Regions from separate parts of the Homo sapiens genome. Here region 2 is linked to region 1. Evidence: read pairs that join two places in POLR2A ChIA-PET (ENCODE). Cell type or tissue: PC-9. All regions are shown on one strand. Each heading gives the region's core, and the rest is flanking DNA. Links, peaks and the distances in the headings are about the cores only.

Region 1 (7,700 bases), core at 908-5,907:
TAATACAAAATATGTGTCTTAATTGGTTTACAATATAAAAGATATCAAACCATGACTAAGAAAAAAAAAGAGGTTAACAACAATGGCAAGCTATTTCAAAATACAAACAAATGTAATTTGTTGAAGTGATCTATATATTTATGTGTGTATGTGTTCCCGTGTTAAGGTTAGAAATACAATGAGTGGTTTAAATAGTAGTTGAGGTGCCATTAAAGAGAGAATTAGTAAACTTAAAAACAAAATTGAAGGTATAAGCCTAAATGCATATAGGAGAAACAAGCATATTTAAAATGTGAAATTTAAATGAGATTGCAGAAGAGTACAGTAAGAGTGTGACTTTAAATTAGTCCTAGACGCTGGCAGTAGAGACATTGGAAGAAGGTGAAATTTGAAGATAAAGTACATCAGTATTTCTCAGAATCAGTAAGACTTTAAACTTAAGATTCAGAAAGCTTCACAGGTCCCAAACAGGATAAAAATTAATCTACAACTAGCAATATTTATCATGAAACTGTACCACAGTGAAGCCAAAAAGAAGATTGTAAAAGTAATAAGAAGTACAAAAAACTACGACAAATAATTTTCAAACTGCATAAGTGGAAGACAGAGTATATAGTACATCTTCAAAGTGCTGAGAGAAAATAATTTTTATATTAAAAATTTAACAGGAGCAAATTTACCACCAATATCTCCTAACTAAAAAAACTGTAAAGCTCATTTGAAAAAATATATTTAAACAAAAAGTATCACTAGGAATTAATGTGATCCCACATAATATTAAACTGTGTAATTCACCCTGCAGATATAATATGTTGGGCATTTTACATATATAACAAGATAACTTCAAATTAAGTAAAACTAGAAGTAACAGAATTAACAGGAGACTTAATAAATCCGTCTTCCGAGAGAAGAATTAAATGCAAGTCCCTCAATAATTGAGAGATCAAACAGAAGAAAAAAAATTATAGATACATACATATTTGAATAATGAAATTAACATGCATAAAATATCCCACATAAGGAATGGCAAACCTGAAAATTCAAAAATACACATTTCATGCATATATTTAACATTCAAACAAGCCCAATACAAATATTAAAGAATCAGGATTATGTCATATTGACTATGTTCTCTAAACAAAATATAACTGATTTTAAAAGGAATTAAAGATAAAATATATCTAAATAGAAAAAATGCTTCTGTGTAATTATTAAGAAGGCTGTCGGCTGGTGCAGTGGCTCACCTTTGGAAGGCCGAGGTGGGTGGATCAGCTGAGGTCAGAAATTCAAGACCAGCCTGACCAACATGGTGAAACCCCATCTCTACTAAAAATACAAAAATCAGCCAGGCGTGGTGGTGCATGCCTGTGGTCCCAGCTACTTGGGAGACTGAGGCAGGAGAATCGCTTGAACTCGGGAGGTGGAGGTTGCAGTGAGTTGAGATCACGCCATTGTACTCCAGCCTGGGCAACAAGAGCAAAACTCCATCTCAAAAAGAAAACAAACAAACAAACAAAAAACTACGTAACAGATATAATAGATATTAGAAAATACACGTGAAGAATAATAAAAGTATTAACTTTTAAAACAGGTAAGATTCAGTGCAAGAAGTATTTAGAGGGAGATTAGAATTGTAAATGCCTACATCTATAAAAAATAAAATTAAACACTTGATAGATATGATCCTGAGGTGGCAATGGAAGTGTGTTGCTTAGATCTTGTTCAAGCGAATCTTCTGCAAGGAGATTAGGTACTGGACAGACTCCAGCCTCTGTACTGTTGGACCTGCCGCCCCCACCGTATTATGCCAAGGACTCTTTTTCCCTGTGCTTCTCACAGACAATGACTGAACACAACGGGGATGCTGGAGCTGGGCCATACTTGCCCAAGACATTCCTTCACAGCACAGGCATTTTTTAAACTCTGTCTCCGTGTACCTGGCCTGCCTGAGACTCCTACTACCTAATCCTTCCTTCATCAGTCTCTCACTTCAGAGAAGTCAATGCTTCATGATAGTCTGATGCTGGATTCTCACAGCCTGCTTCTGACTCATCTTCCCTTCATCCTTCACAGTCAAGAGTGGCTCCACGATAACTGGCAAGGACAACTTACCCTGATCAACAGGAGGAAGTAGTGCAGCTTTTACACAATGGAGGCCAGGGGAAATACTGTAATTTCATGAGATCCACATTGGCTCCACTTGATACTCACTTGTTCAAGTGTTGCAGTGAATGGACACATGCTGTAGTCCAGGTCTGAGAATGGTACAATTGATTACCAAGGGTTCCTTTTCCTCATGAATAGGAGTTTGAGCTAGACCACCAAGGACACCATATGAACTCTTCAGTAAGATCAAGAGGCTATCACTGAGGGTGACAGTATTTACAAGGCACACTTAAAAAGTGAGATAACAGCTTTAAGACAAGTTGCAGTAATGTGGGCTTAGTTCTTTCCAGAAGCTCTCTCTAATACTTTTCCATCATGAAAAAAAGGCCTATGACAAATATAGATGTGTGCTGCTTTCCAAAAATGTTTGAGAAAGAGGATCTGTGTGTTGCAAGGGATCGATTGCGGTGCGATGGGAGGTGTAGCCCTCATATTTCTCTCCAAGCACACCTCCTACAAGGAGGGGAATTGGCTTCCAGCTGTCTCATGCTTCTATCTGCCACAACATTCACTTCAAGGTCACACTCTCCCTGGTCTTTTCAGAGCCAATAACGTTATGACAGTGGTATGATGGTGGGACTGTTCCTGCCCAATATGGGACTCTATTTGGCAATCTTTGCTCTGAGGTTTCCCATCATCCTGCCTGAGACTGTCCCAGAGCTGTACTTTAGTCTGAAGCTCCCCTTACCCAATCCTCCTTCCTGTCACTCTCCTTTCACAGGTGTAAGATGTGTACCATAATCTGAAGTTCTTCTCTGCTTGATCCTGATCCTTCTCACATAATCTTCATAGGTATTTTCTCAGAATAGATCTTGCCTGTACACATCTACCTTGACACCTGCTCCTCATAAGACATGATTTGAAAACATCCAACTCAAGAAAGTCAAGACAAAACTAAAAGACACAATATACCCAAAGAAATTAAAAGCAAAAAAGTCAAAATTAATAATCAAATGGAATACAAAATTGAAATAGGCTCACTCAAACGAAATTATTTCTTGAAAGTATTACCAAAACTGTTGATATTCAATCAAGGTTGATGAAATAAAAACAAATTATGTAGAAATAAACTATGAAATAAAATCAACCACACTACTATTGAACACAGCCCTTTATCCATAATGTTACAACCTGAGGTCAACTATAAGGGAGCTCTTTCTGTGCTTTGGGAAGTAAAGGCAGAATTTTAGATTTAGCCAGGGATGATAACTAATGTTCATCTACTTTGGGACATAGTTGTCCAAAATTTTTTTCAGAAATAGAGTTGTTCTTGGAGTTATCAGCCATTTGGTTAGGTATTTGGGGATAGCAAGAGAGGTTGGAAGAATCAGTAGAGGCTGTGATCACCTGAGGGTCACACAGGGAAATCTTAAGAAACTAAGAGGAACACAAAAGAAAAATAAAAATCATAAGCAATGAAGTAGGCTGACATCTATGATAGCCCCCAATGATCTCTGCCTCCTGGTATTCAAACCCTTGTATAATTTCCTCCTCTTGAGTGTGAGCTGGACCAAGAAACTGTTTTCTAACACATAGAATATGACAGCATTCTTGGAATATCACTTCTATGATTAGGTTACAAACTTCCCAGAGCAGAAACCTATAAATAGAAACCTCTGTGGGAACCAGTGCCTTGGTAGGGAAACCTAAACTGTGATTGATGAATTGCTATCAGTTCAGTGTGGACAAGTCTGAGAGATAAAATCTCTGGGGGAATCCAGTCATCAGGGGCCCTGAGATTTTTATCAATTTTACCTTTTGGAGATTTACCACATTCTCACAGTGAATATCAGAGACAATTTCCTTCATGCTTCCAGCAGAAGAAAGGGAAAATAAACTATTTGGAAATATTCCAGAGCATTCTGCTCTTCTTAACAAAGTCTGGCCTCAAGAGGAAAAACTATTGAATTAGAGCCTAACCTGCTGGGGTTTTCCAAACCTAACTGACCTGAGAAAAGGAAAATACCCAAATCCAGTTGGTTCTAGCTTTTAATTTGGAGGGAGGGAAATACTCAATTCCAGCCCTCTCTAGCCTTCCATGTAGGAGAAATAATATACTATCTCCAGCTCCCTCCAGCCTGTCCCACTAATGAGGAGAAGGTGACTGAGAAGCACTTACAAAGTTAACAGTCTAGAAGCAGAGAATTGCTGAAAGACTGAGACCTAGTCATGGAACCGAAGACTACTTTTCCTGTGGCCACCCGCACCCCCCCATATCTTATCATCACATTATAACAGCCCTATTTACAATAGTTTCTTTTATTAAGTATATCACGACTGGCTATCAAGAAAAATTAAGAAGGGATACGAAATGGCAAAAACACATAGTTTAAGGAAACAGAACAAGTGAAAGAACCAGACCCTGATATGGTAGGGATGTTGGAATTATCAAACTTGTAAAACAAAACAGCTACAATTAATAAGTCAGAGGGCTCCAACAGATTTAAAATAGACTGCATGCAAGAACAGTTGAACAATGTAAGCAGAGAGATGGAAATTCTAAGAAAGAATTTTAAAAATGCTAGACATCAGAAACTGCAACAGAAATGAAGAATGACTTTGATGGACTTATTTGTAGACTGAAATTTCTGAGCTTGAAGATATCTCAACAGAAAACTCCAAAACTGGAAAGCAAAGAAAAAAGAATGAAAAAAAAAAGCCCATAGCAGTACATCCAAGAACTGTAGGGCAACTACAGAAGATATAATATATGTATGTAGGGTGTAACACCAGAAGAAGAAGAAAATGAAAAAGGAACAGAGGAATACTTGAAATGCAGGAACATAAATTAGTACAACAACTATGGAAAGCAGTATGGAGAGTCTTCAAAAATTTAAAATTAGAAATAGAACCATGAAATTCTCTAGCAATCCCACTACTGAATATATATATATATATATATATATATATATATATATATATATATAATGAAATACATATGTCAAAAAGATATTGGCACTTCCATGTTTTTTGCAGCATTATTCACAATAGTCAAGAAGATAAGGAATCAATGTAAGTGTCTATCAATGGATAAATGGTTAAAAAATGTGATAGGCACACACACATACACACACACACACAGTGGAGTGCTATTCAGCCTTAAAAAAGAAGGAAATTCTGTCATTTGTAACAACATAAGTAAGTCTGGAGAACAGTGTTATATTAAGTTAAATAAGTCAGGCACAGAAAGACAAATACTGCATGATATCACTTAAATGTGGAATGTAAAAATTAAACTCATAGAAACAGAGTGTTATTAATAAATAGGGGTTCAGAGGAAGAGGATCATGGTTTTCAGAAGACATTCGTCATAGGACACCAAATTTTAGTTAAATAGGAAGAATAAATTCAAAGGATCTATTGTACAGCATGGTGACTACAGATAATAGCAATATACTGTACACTTGAACATCTATGAGAGTGTAGATTGCAAATGCTGTCACTGCACACAAAAAAACAAGTATGTGAGGTAATACACAGGTTAATAAGCTTGACTTAGCTATTTTATAATGCATACATATATCAAAACAACAGGTTTTATACCATAAATATATACCTTTTTGTCAATTTAAAAAGAAATAAAAGAGAAACATTACTACAGGTCCCAAGGACATTAAAAGCAAAATAAAGGAATACAATACTATGTACTATTCTATGCCCACAAATTTTATAACTACAAGGAAATAAAACAATTTCTGTGAGGATACAAGCTAACAAAGCTCACAAGAGAAGAAATAAACATTACACATATTGAATAAATTGAAACAAGAATTAATAACATTCCAAAACAGAAAGCACAAGGCCCAATTCGATTCATTGATGAATTCGGCAGCATGTTATTTAATACAAGAAGAAATTATATGAATTATGTACAATTTCTTCCAGAAGACAAATTACTTCTGAGAGATTATGAATTCCTTCTAGGAGACATCACCTTAATACCCAAGCCAGAGTAAGACATTACATGATAATACAATTATAGATGACTGTCACTCCTGAACATAGATGCAGAAATCTTTGACAAAATATTAACAAATAGAACCCAATAATACAGATTACAAAATTGTACACTATGACTAAGATTTATTTCACATATGCAAAGCTGGTTCAGTATTGATAAATCAACTAATGTAACTGATCACATCAACAGGCTAAGGAGGAAAAATTGCTTGTTTATATCAATAGAATCAGGAAAGGTATTTGACAAAAGAACATGACTCTCAGCAAATCAGAAAAAGAGAAAAACTTTCTCAGCTTGATAAATATCTACAAAAAAACAAAAACCACACACCAAAACTAATGGTGAGAAAACAGAAGCTTTTCCAACAAGATCAGGAAAAAGGTGAAGATGTTCCTTATGACCTCTGCTTTTTCACCTCATACTGAAGAAGCAAAAGATTCAAAATACCCAGCAAAATGCTGAAAGGGAAAAGAGACTGAGGAATGACACACTTCCCAACCTCAAGACTTACTATAAAGCTAAAGTAAGCAAGACAGTATAGTATTAGAGAAATAACTGACAAATAGATCAATGAAACATGAAAAAGCTCAGAAATACACTTACATAAATAGAATTAATTTATCTTTGACAAAGGAGCAAAGACAATATAATAGAGAAAAGATAGTTCTTTCAACAAATGGTGGAACAACTAAACGTTCACAGGAAAAAATAAAAATAAATAAATCCAGATGCAGATCTTACACGCCTCATAAAATTAATTCAAAATGGATCATAGACCCAAATGTAAAATGCAAAACTATAAAACTCTTAAAAGATAATGCAGGAGAAAACGGCTGTGATGACTTCCTGGAATGGTGATGACTTTTTAGATTATGACAACAAAGGCATGAGCCATGAAAGAAATAATTGATAAGGTGAACTAAATTAAAATGAAAAACTTCTGCTCTGTGCATGACAATGTCAAGAGAATGAAAAGACAAGCCACAGAACAGAAAACAAGGTTTGCCAAAGATACATCTAATGAAGGATGCTTATCCAAAATGTAAAAGTACCACTTGGCCGGGTGTGGTGGTTTACCTGTAATCCCAGCACTTAGGGAGGCCGAGGTAGGTTGATTGCTTGAGCTCAGGAGTTCAAGACCAGCCTGGGCAACATGGCAAAACCCTGTCTCTACAAAAAATATATAAAAATTAGCCTGGTGTGGTGGCACATGCCTATAGTCCCAGCTGCTTCCTGGGGCTGAGGTGGGAGGATCACTTAAGCCCAGATAGTTGAGGCTGCAGTAAGCCAAGATTGTGCCAGTGCACTACATCCAGGGTGACGAAGTTAGACTCTATCTCAAAAATAAAATAAAATAAAATAAAATAAAATAAAATAAAATAAAATAAAATGTCTTAAAATTCAACAATAAATAATCTAATTTAAAAATGGGTTAAAAACCTTATCAAATACCTCATCAAAATACATAGTAATGGCAAATAAGCATGGGAAAAGATGCTCCTTAACATACATCATCAGGAAAAGCCAAATTTAAAAAACCATGAGATATCATCAAACATCTATTAGAATGGCC
Region 2 (7,700 bases), core at 759-5,758, 1.3 Mb after region 1:
GTAATAAATAAATATCTTAACTCAATATTTATTCTGATTTTTTAACTACTTTACAAATAGCCTTTTGGACAATGAAATCTTCACCTGCCCAGCATCCCTTTATATCTCATAGGAAAATTGTATACAGTAAATAACTGATTCTATCCCATGATTAGTGCTTCCAGGAATGACAAAAGCAAGTTCTTTTCTTTCTTCCAAGTAAAATACTTTAGTTCAATATTCTTCCAAAATCAGTAACCCATGAACTAAAATAATGCTTTATTTAAAGTAGTTTGTGTTTTCATATACTTATTTATATTATGCATTGCCAATGTTTTAAAATCTGTTTCACTTACAGGATATATTATGTATTGCCAATGTTATAGGAGACATGCATTCGTTTCAATTACTAAGCATTTATGGTACATCAACAGATGACCAGTCAGTATTATAGATATTTTACAAATCATAAGAAAAAATTCCTGCAGGTGATTTTTTATCTAGTGGAGTATGCAGAACTGTAGACGACAGTTACAGTAGTGTGGTTTTGAGGTGTAGGATTAAATGGCTTACTCCATACCAGTCAAGTGTTAATTTATGCATACAAATCTTCCATTCTACCTTATGGCATTTCAGATGGAAAAGTACATCACAAAGCATACATGCTTCAAGATACAATTTAATAGACAGGTTGTAAATAATGTTTGATCTTAATTATTGTACTAATTATGATAGTGAATGAATAAAGAGAAAATATTCAAAATAAAAGAGTTAAAGAATGTATTTATTAAATTTTTAATTTTGACCTGCCTAAAATTCACTCTAAATAGGTAGAGTTATAAAAACTCACAGATATGTTTAAAAGAGTTTGGTGATGATGACCCTTATGTACTGAAGTGCAGGAAATGATTGATTGATATATAGTAATGTATTGATTTTTAAAATGGCACTCAATACTAATTTGATTCTATAATATTTAAGGAAGTTTCCACTTACCCTTTACAAACAACAAAATATATATAACATGGAACATTATTTCATTCATGGTAATAAAGTTTATTTTATCACCAAGTCAATATAGTGTGAGATTTTAATATATTTAATGAATCTACTCCCATACCTTCAATATCTTCTAGAACTTACTAATATTATAACAGAGTTTCTTTAAAAACATCTGGTTTGTAAAGCAATAAAAAGAATACCTGTATTGATTAAATATACAGACTCCAGAGCCACAGTGAATTGAGTTTAAATTTCAGCTTTCCAAGGTGTTTATTTCTATTACTTTGGCAAATTACTTAATCTTGCTGAAAGTTAATTTTTCTATCCATGATACTGGGAAAATAATACTCTATCATGAACGTAAGGCAAGAATGAAATTAATAATTTATTTTAAAAGTCAGTGAAAACTGTGGTATCTACTCTATATTGTTTATGTCGTGGCTGATGATAACAATCAGACTGCTATTACAAATCTAATGTTCCTAAAAGGATTAGGTTCTCAGGATTTCTATGCCACATAATTTCAGATACTTCCCACTTCCCACCAAAGTAGCAAAAACACAAATAATGGTTTACACCGGAGATTAGCAATACCTTGTAGCTTGACAATTATTCCTTTATTTTCTCGTGTAACATATTGCTAACATTTTATTAAAAATAAGCTATGATTAGATACATTCACCAGACATTTATTAATGAATGTAAACTTGCTTTGCTAAATTTGAAAAATAAGCATTTTATAAATAGTATAAAAATAAGTGCTTTCTTAAACTCATGATCTGATTAATATGCTTTTGAATATCGAAACTCTTAGTTTGATATACTGGAAAGAATTTTCTCATATAAATAATATTACTTGTTTCTTTAAGCATACCAAAATTTACTCTCCAGCTAGAATCCATAAATGATAGAAGTTGGGGGATCTGCTTATCTTTTATGTAGCAAATGACTAATTCCACTCTGTAATTTGAACTTCCAGTAACAAGAAAAGCAAGTTATGCTATTTCTTCCTGGTAAGTTCTTCGGGTCAACATTCTTTTAAAAATCAGTTTTTCCTCAATGAAGAAAATTGCTTCTTTACTATGTACTTTTCTTTAAAATAATCATCTCATATAAGTAATTTTGTTGCCAGAGTTAGTGTTGTTTCTCAGAACTCTCTTTTTCTAGACTCTGTTCGACTGACAGATATTACAACTCTCCCTAACATTAAAAAAGACAGATTTTTTAAAATTTAAACTTACAAAACTGTTAAATTGGTGAGAGAATACTTGTGAAATGTTTATTTAAAAAATGTTGTTATAAATAGAAAATAGATTTTTTCAAACCTGATTTAAATTATCAAATTACTTACATAAATAAATAGGTAATTTACATAAAACGTTTAGTATTGTTGACAATTTGCAACATTTCACATGTTTGTTAAGGGAAAATAAAGTGAGAAATAAAAGTGAATTCCTGTACAGATATGCACACGGTTGTTTATAGCTAAAAGGCAAACAGCAATGACAAATACACAAATCATAGAAGGCTAAGTGAGCTTCACTCCAAATCTACTTTCAAAGAAAAATGTCATTAAAACAAACCAAAACTCCATATATTGAGATTGCAAACTTTAGCTGAAAATCAATAAGCAACCCATATTTGCGTTACTAATACTGCAATTATTTTGAGTACTCATTTTACATAAATGGTACGTTCAAGTTGAGAGGATTAATCAGTGGAATTCTAGTAAATCCAGTGTAGTCAGCCAAACAGTACATAGTGAGTATCTAATTCCATGATTTGCATAAATGCCCTTATAAATCAAATATTTATAATTCATTGTTTAAAAACAAAATAGTATCCTTATAGAAACTTGATTAGGAATACTGAAAGTGTTCCCCCCAGACTTCCTGAAAACCTGCTGTCTCTCAGAAGAGTGAGAACAAATCCACCATCATGCCTTTAAAGATGGGGTACAACTCTAGACTCCTTAATAATTATAGCAGTAGCAATAAAGATGACAACCACTTACGTTTAGTGACTGGTTTCTATATTCTAGGTACATTATATGGGATTTCTCCTGTTAGTCCTGACAGCAGCTCTGTGATGAGGTACTACTATTCTTCATCGTCCAGAGAGAAATCTGAGGCCCAGAATGGTGAAATAACTTGAGCAAGATCATAGAGCTAGGATGCCGGAGAGTAAGGGTCAAGACAAATTCAGCAAAAATAAGATGTGGATTAAGGTAAAAGTACAATAACTCATTTTTCCTCTAAGGCCGGTTTTCATAGCAGTGGTCCCGACGGTACAAAGAAATCACTGTTTTACAGGCTATATTGTTTGCCACATTCCTAGGCCTTTTAGATATTTCTTTCTCTTACCTACTCAGGGAGTGATCAGACCCAGGAAGGGAAAATGCTGACTCACCGTACCACAGAGGAAGTGAAGCTAATTTAAATCACAATACTTTGTCTTTAAATGCTTAGACTTTAAATAGAGTCTCCTTCCAGACAGTAGAAAAGGCCACTCAGGCCACTAAAGAAATCTGATATTCATACATTTACTTATGAAATCGGATAAGATGCATTTGTTTACCTTGTTACACTGTGTTATACCTTAAAGCTAGCTTAAAGTAAAAATAATGGAGAAAAGTAAGTTGAAGAACTTGCTGAAATGGAGACTGAATATTCAGATGAAATGAAAATAAATAGGAATTCTGAAATAATAGGTACACTGTTTCAGTGTTGGCTCCACTCATTTTAACAACTATGCAACAAACACTGAACCTCTCACACAAATAGCTAATCATTAAAAACATACCGATTCCTAAGACAAATATACCTATTGCTGGTACTATGGCCATGGAAGAATTTCTCACAAGTTTGCCAATAAAGAAAATTGTGTGGTAAAATAAACAACTCTAAATGTCAGTTTTTGTGAGATTCCACGTAAAATTGGGATAAAAAATTCCATCTCATAGATTTATTAAAGGATTCAAGATGGTGAGGCATGAAAAGCACTGAGCACAAGGCTTGGAGCATACTACAAGCCCAAGAAATAGGAGCCCCAGGAACAGAAATCAAAATAAAACAGCTCCAGCATTCTTCACTGTTTTTTATATTATATTGTTATTTAAACTGATGGTGACATTCAGCAAAAGTGATTCTATGCATCCGTTATGATTGAATTCAGGCACATGAAAAACGTGATTTAACATTTTTCAATCCAAATGTTGACTGCAATAAGGCAAGATATCCATAAACATAGTCCTTTTTATAACTCTTTCACAATGAATCAATATGCTATAATCATTGCCAAAATCTTATTTCATAATATCCATTATATATGCTAAGATGTCACTTCTCTGACTCTAATTTTATCAAAATTTTTATCTAAAAAGTCAGTATTTAAAAAAATAAGAGCACTAGCCATTACTTTTTCTTGTAAATTATGTTCTTTTTTGTTGTTGTTGTTTGTTTGCTTATTTGTTTACTGTGCCTAGTCAAGCACAATATGGCTCAATTGACCTCTTAAGTATTACTCTTCTGAACCGGTTAGACTTTTCTTAAAATTCTGTGTGAGAGTCATGATGCTGTCTGCCATAGGAGGTGAATTAGAATAGATTTGAATCTGCCTTAAATAAAGCATTTGTATTTTTCTGTGTGTGATATTTACTCTCAATTCTCACCATCAAAGCTACTCACAGATTATGTGCTTCTGTTCCAAAAAAGAAAAATCTAAATAAAAAGAAACAAAAATAAATGTTGCTTATTACTACTTATCATGCAGTTAGCCACCAGTTGTGTATAACTTGAAATACATTTTCTCACTTATTGGACATATTTTTGATATCAGTGGTGAGCTTTTATGACCATATCGGAGTTGTCTGCCGTGTGTATGTGTATTTCTCTTTTAAGGGATTGCAAATATGTTTGGATCTGCGTAGTAATCTCAGATGTCCACAGTAAATACAGAGGTGACATAGAGTTACAAAGCTTCTCAAACCATTGTATTATTAGGATAATTACCCTGTGCACAGTGCCTGACTCACTGGGGTTCTGAAGAGGTAGTTAATAAATTCATGTAAGAAAGATGAAAGAAAAGAAAGGAAAGAAAGAAGGAAGGGAGGGAGGGAGGAAACATTTTAGTACCTACCATAGCATTTGCAAAGCATAAGGGGCATAAATAATATGCTTGTTTATTTCCCCCAAAGAGATTAGATGAGCTTGTAAATATATATGAAAGAATAAATAGTAAAACAAGATAGTAGAAGTCAATCATCAAGGGCTCTGAATGCTATTGGACTTCAGAGAAAAGAGCCAGAATGCTAAATATTTCATATATATTTGTTATTTCATTATGGAGTCCAGTGACTCAAGCACTATCATATTCTTCACTAACATGGGTTTTAAGAATTGTCTGGTTATCTACGCTTCCAATATTTGTTACAGAATTTCAATCACTTAACTAAATATATACTACTTGGTTTTGATTAGCAAATCAGAAAGTATACCAAAGACTACAGTTAAATCAAGGTGAAGCTGTCTCTATGATTGAAAATACAGATTTCACTGGAAAGAAGCAGCTGTGTTCCTGAGGTTAGAGCACTTTGTTGCAGAAAGAATATCAATGGAGTGTTTATGAAATAACAAGGGAACATCACATCGCAAAGAGCAATGAAAGCCTCTTTTAAAAAAATCTGTATAATAAACATGTCTAGATGGTTATGGTTCTGGCAGATCACTACAGAGGAAATATTAGAAAAAAATCTCTACTCATACATTTTTCATGAAATATTCTGTATTATACATCACAGCTGCAAATCTGCCATCTGAAGTTTGCAGCTTCTTAATGACACCAGCGATTTAGGGCACAGGGTGGAGTTAGGCTGACATGTGACTGATGAGGTGGAAGTGTGAGTCTGAGGGCCATTGAACACAGAGAATTTCCCAATGTATCATAATTACAGAAACACCTGTGCTGAGGAATTTGTGCTGAATCAGAGAAAAGACATGAAACTTAATGGTCTGCAAGATCCTTTATCTCAGACCCATGGCTGTTGGGGGTAAAGGATACAGCTGCATTTAAAAGTGATTTTAAGGCATTGGTTTTTATCCTTCTAGTAGATGATATTTCCATCATCTGAAAATGTTTGTCTCATTTGAGAACGGGATATTGGACATCGAAACACTGTTGAAATGTACTAGGAACATTTTCTGGAAAATGAGGCAGAAATGTAAGGTCACAAACTGCTGAGCTTGATGAAGCACTCAAAACTGGATTATTCCGAGTTTTGTTATCTTTACAAACTCCATTATTGATTGAAAAAAATTAAGTACACATACATATTTTAAGCTAAGTAACACAGCATTTAACAGTGGGGTCACTCTTCAAGTTAGAATTCTTTCCCCAATGTGCTCTCAACCATCTGTTAACTCTCTGGGCAGGGGTAGGGGGAGAAGTTATAACAGTGGTATGCCTTTTACAAAAGAGTTCAGAAAAGATTAATTTAGATGTAGACTGTGATTTGAGAAGGGTAAGAAAGGAAGATGAAATAACAAAATATGATCATTAGGAGGGAAATGAAATTTACTATTTATAAGAAACAATATTTTTTAATCAGTGAAAATAAAGCAAGTTCAGTGGATAATAGTAAATATAAAATAATTCAATATATTAGAACAAGGTATTTTTAGTTATATTATTTATTTCTCTCTAAATATTTAATCTGTGATAAAAGACGATATTCTTTGGATAAATACTACATCTGAAGTTATTTATAAAAATGTTTCAGCAAATAATACATATTTTGGGCAATGTCTTTCTTTACATGAGTTATTTGACAGTCAGTCCTTTTTTAGAATATTCTAGTGTAAGAATAATGAATTCAAAATTTAAATACAGTATATCATTTATTATATTATTATAGAAGTAGCATGTTTACCAGTTAAAAATCAAAATGATAGAAAAAGAAAATGTGAAAAGCAACAAAAGTTGCCCATTATATCATCAGTCAGATATATCTGCAATTAACTGGTATAAATCCTTTCAGAAAATGTATCATATAATATTCTCAAAAGAGATACAAAATTTAAACAACAGTCTGCTTTGTATATAAATTTAAGATCAAATATTGATTACTCTTTTTTATTTTTTAGACTGAGTTTCGCTCTTGTTGCCCAGGCTGGAGTGCAATGGTGCAATTTTGGCTCACTGCAACCTCCACCTCCCAGGTTCAAGCGATTCTCCTGCCTCAGTCTCCCGAGTAGCTGGGATTACAGGCATGCGCCACAATGCCCAGCTAATTTTGTATTTTTAGTAGAGACAGGGTTTCTCCGTGTTGGTCAAGCTGGTCTCCAACTCCCGACCTCAGGTGATTCACCCGCCTCGGCCTCCCAAAGTGCTGGGATTACAGGCATGAGCCACCTTGCCTGGCCGATGACTCTTTTTCATCTTATGTATTTATTGAATAACATGTGTCACAGAGAGTATTTGAATAAATAAGAGATATAAATTTATTCTTAAATTTAAATATGAATAATATTAATTACATTTACCTGTGAACAATTAAATAGGAAGATTGCATTTAAATGAGTAGGTTATCTGATCAGTAGAGAGGTGAAGTAATACTGCAAATAAAATACAGTAGCCTAAATACTATTTGTAGGAGAACTAAAGAAGGTAATAAGAGGACAGAACTTTGGTACATGCCCTCGTCTGATCACCATAGATCCATG

The links. ChIA-PET counts read pairs that join two places held together with the same protein. Peaks named below come from ENCODE experiments on the same cell type or tissue, not always from the same donor. Only the 100,000 strongest peaks of a DNase experiment are listed, where the experiment ranks them.
Region 2: POLR2A ChIA-PET joins it to region 1 with 9 read pairs; 1 of 35 experiments calls an interaction of 5 or more read pairs at or near these places.

Annotation. Positions count from the first base shown.
Region 1 is chr4:178,195,114-178,202,813 of GRCh38, forward strand. No RefSeq gene overlaps it. Among named protein-coding and RNA genes, the nearest start is that of LINC01099, 290 kb to the left of the region's middle. In PC-9, for the core only: no CTCF peak of the experiment used is centred there; no DNase peak of the experiment used is centred there; H3K27ac peaks cover 402 bases.
Region 2 is chr4:179,462,200-179,469,899 of GRCh38, forward strand. No RefSeq gene overlaps it. Among named protein-coding and RNA genes, the nearest start is that of LINC01099, 1.6 Mb to the left of the region's middle. RefSeq lists enhancers at 2,595-3,794, 3,262-3,850. In PC-9, for the core only: no CTCF peak of the experiment used is centred there; no DNase peak of the experiment used is centred there; H3K27ac peaks cover 843 bases.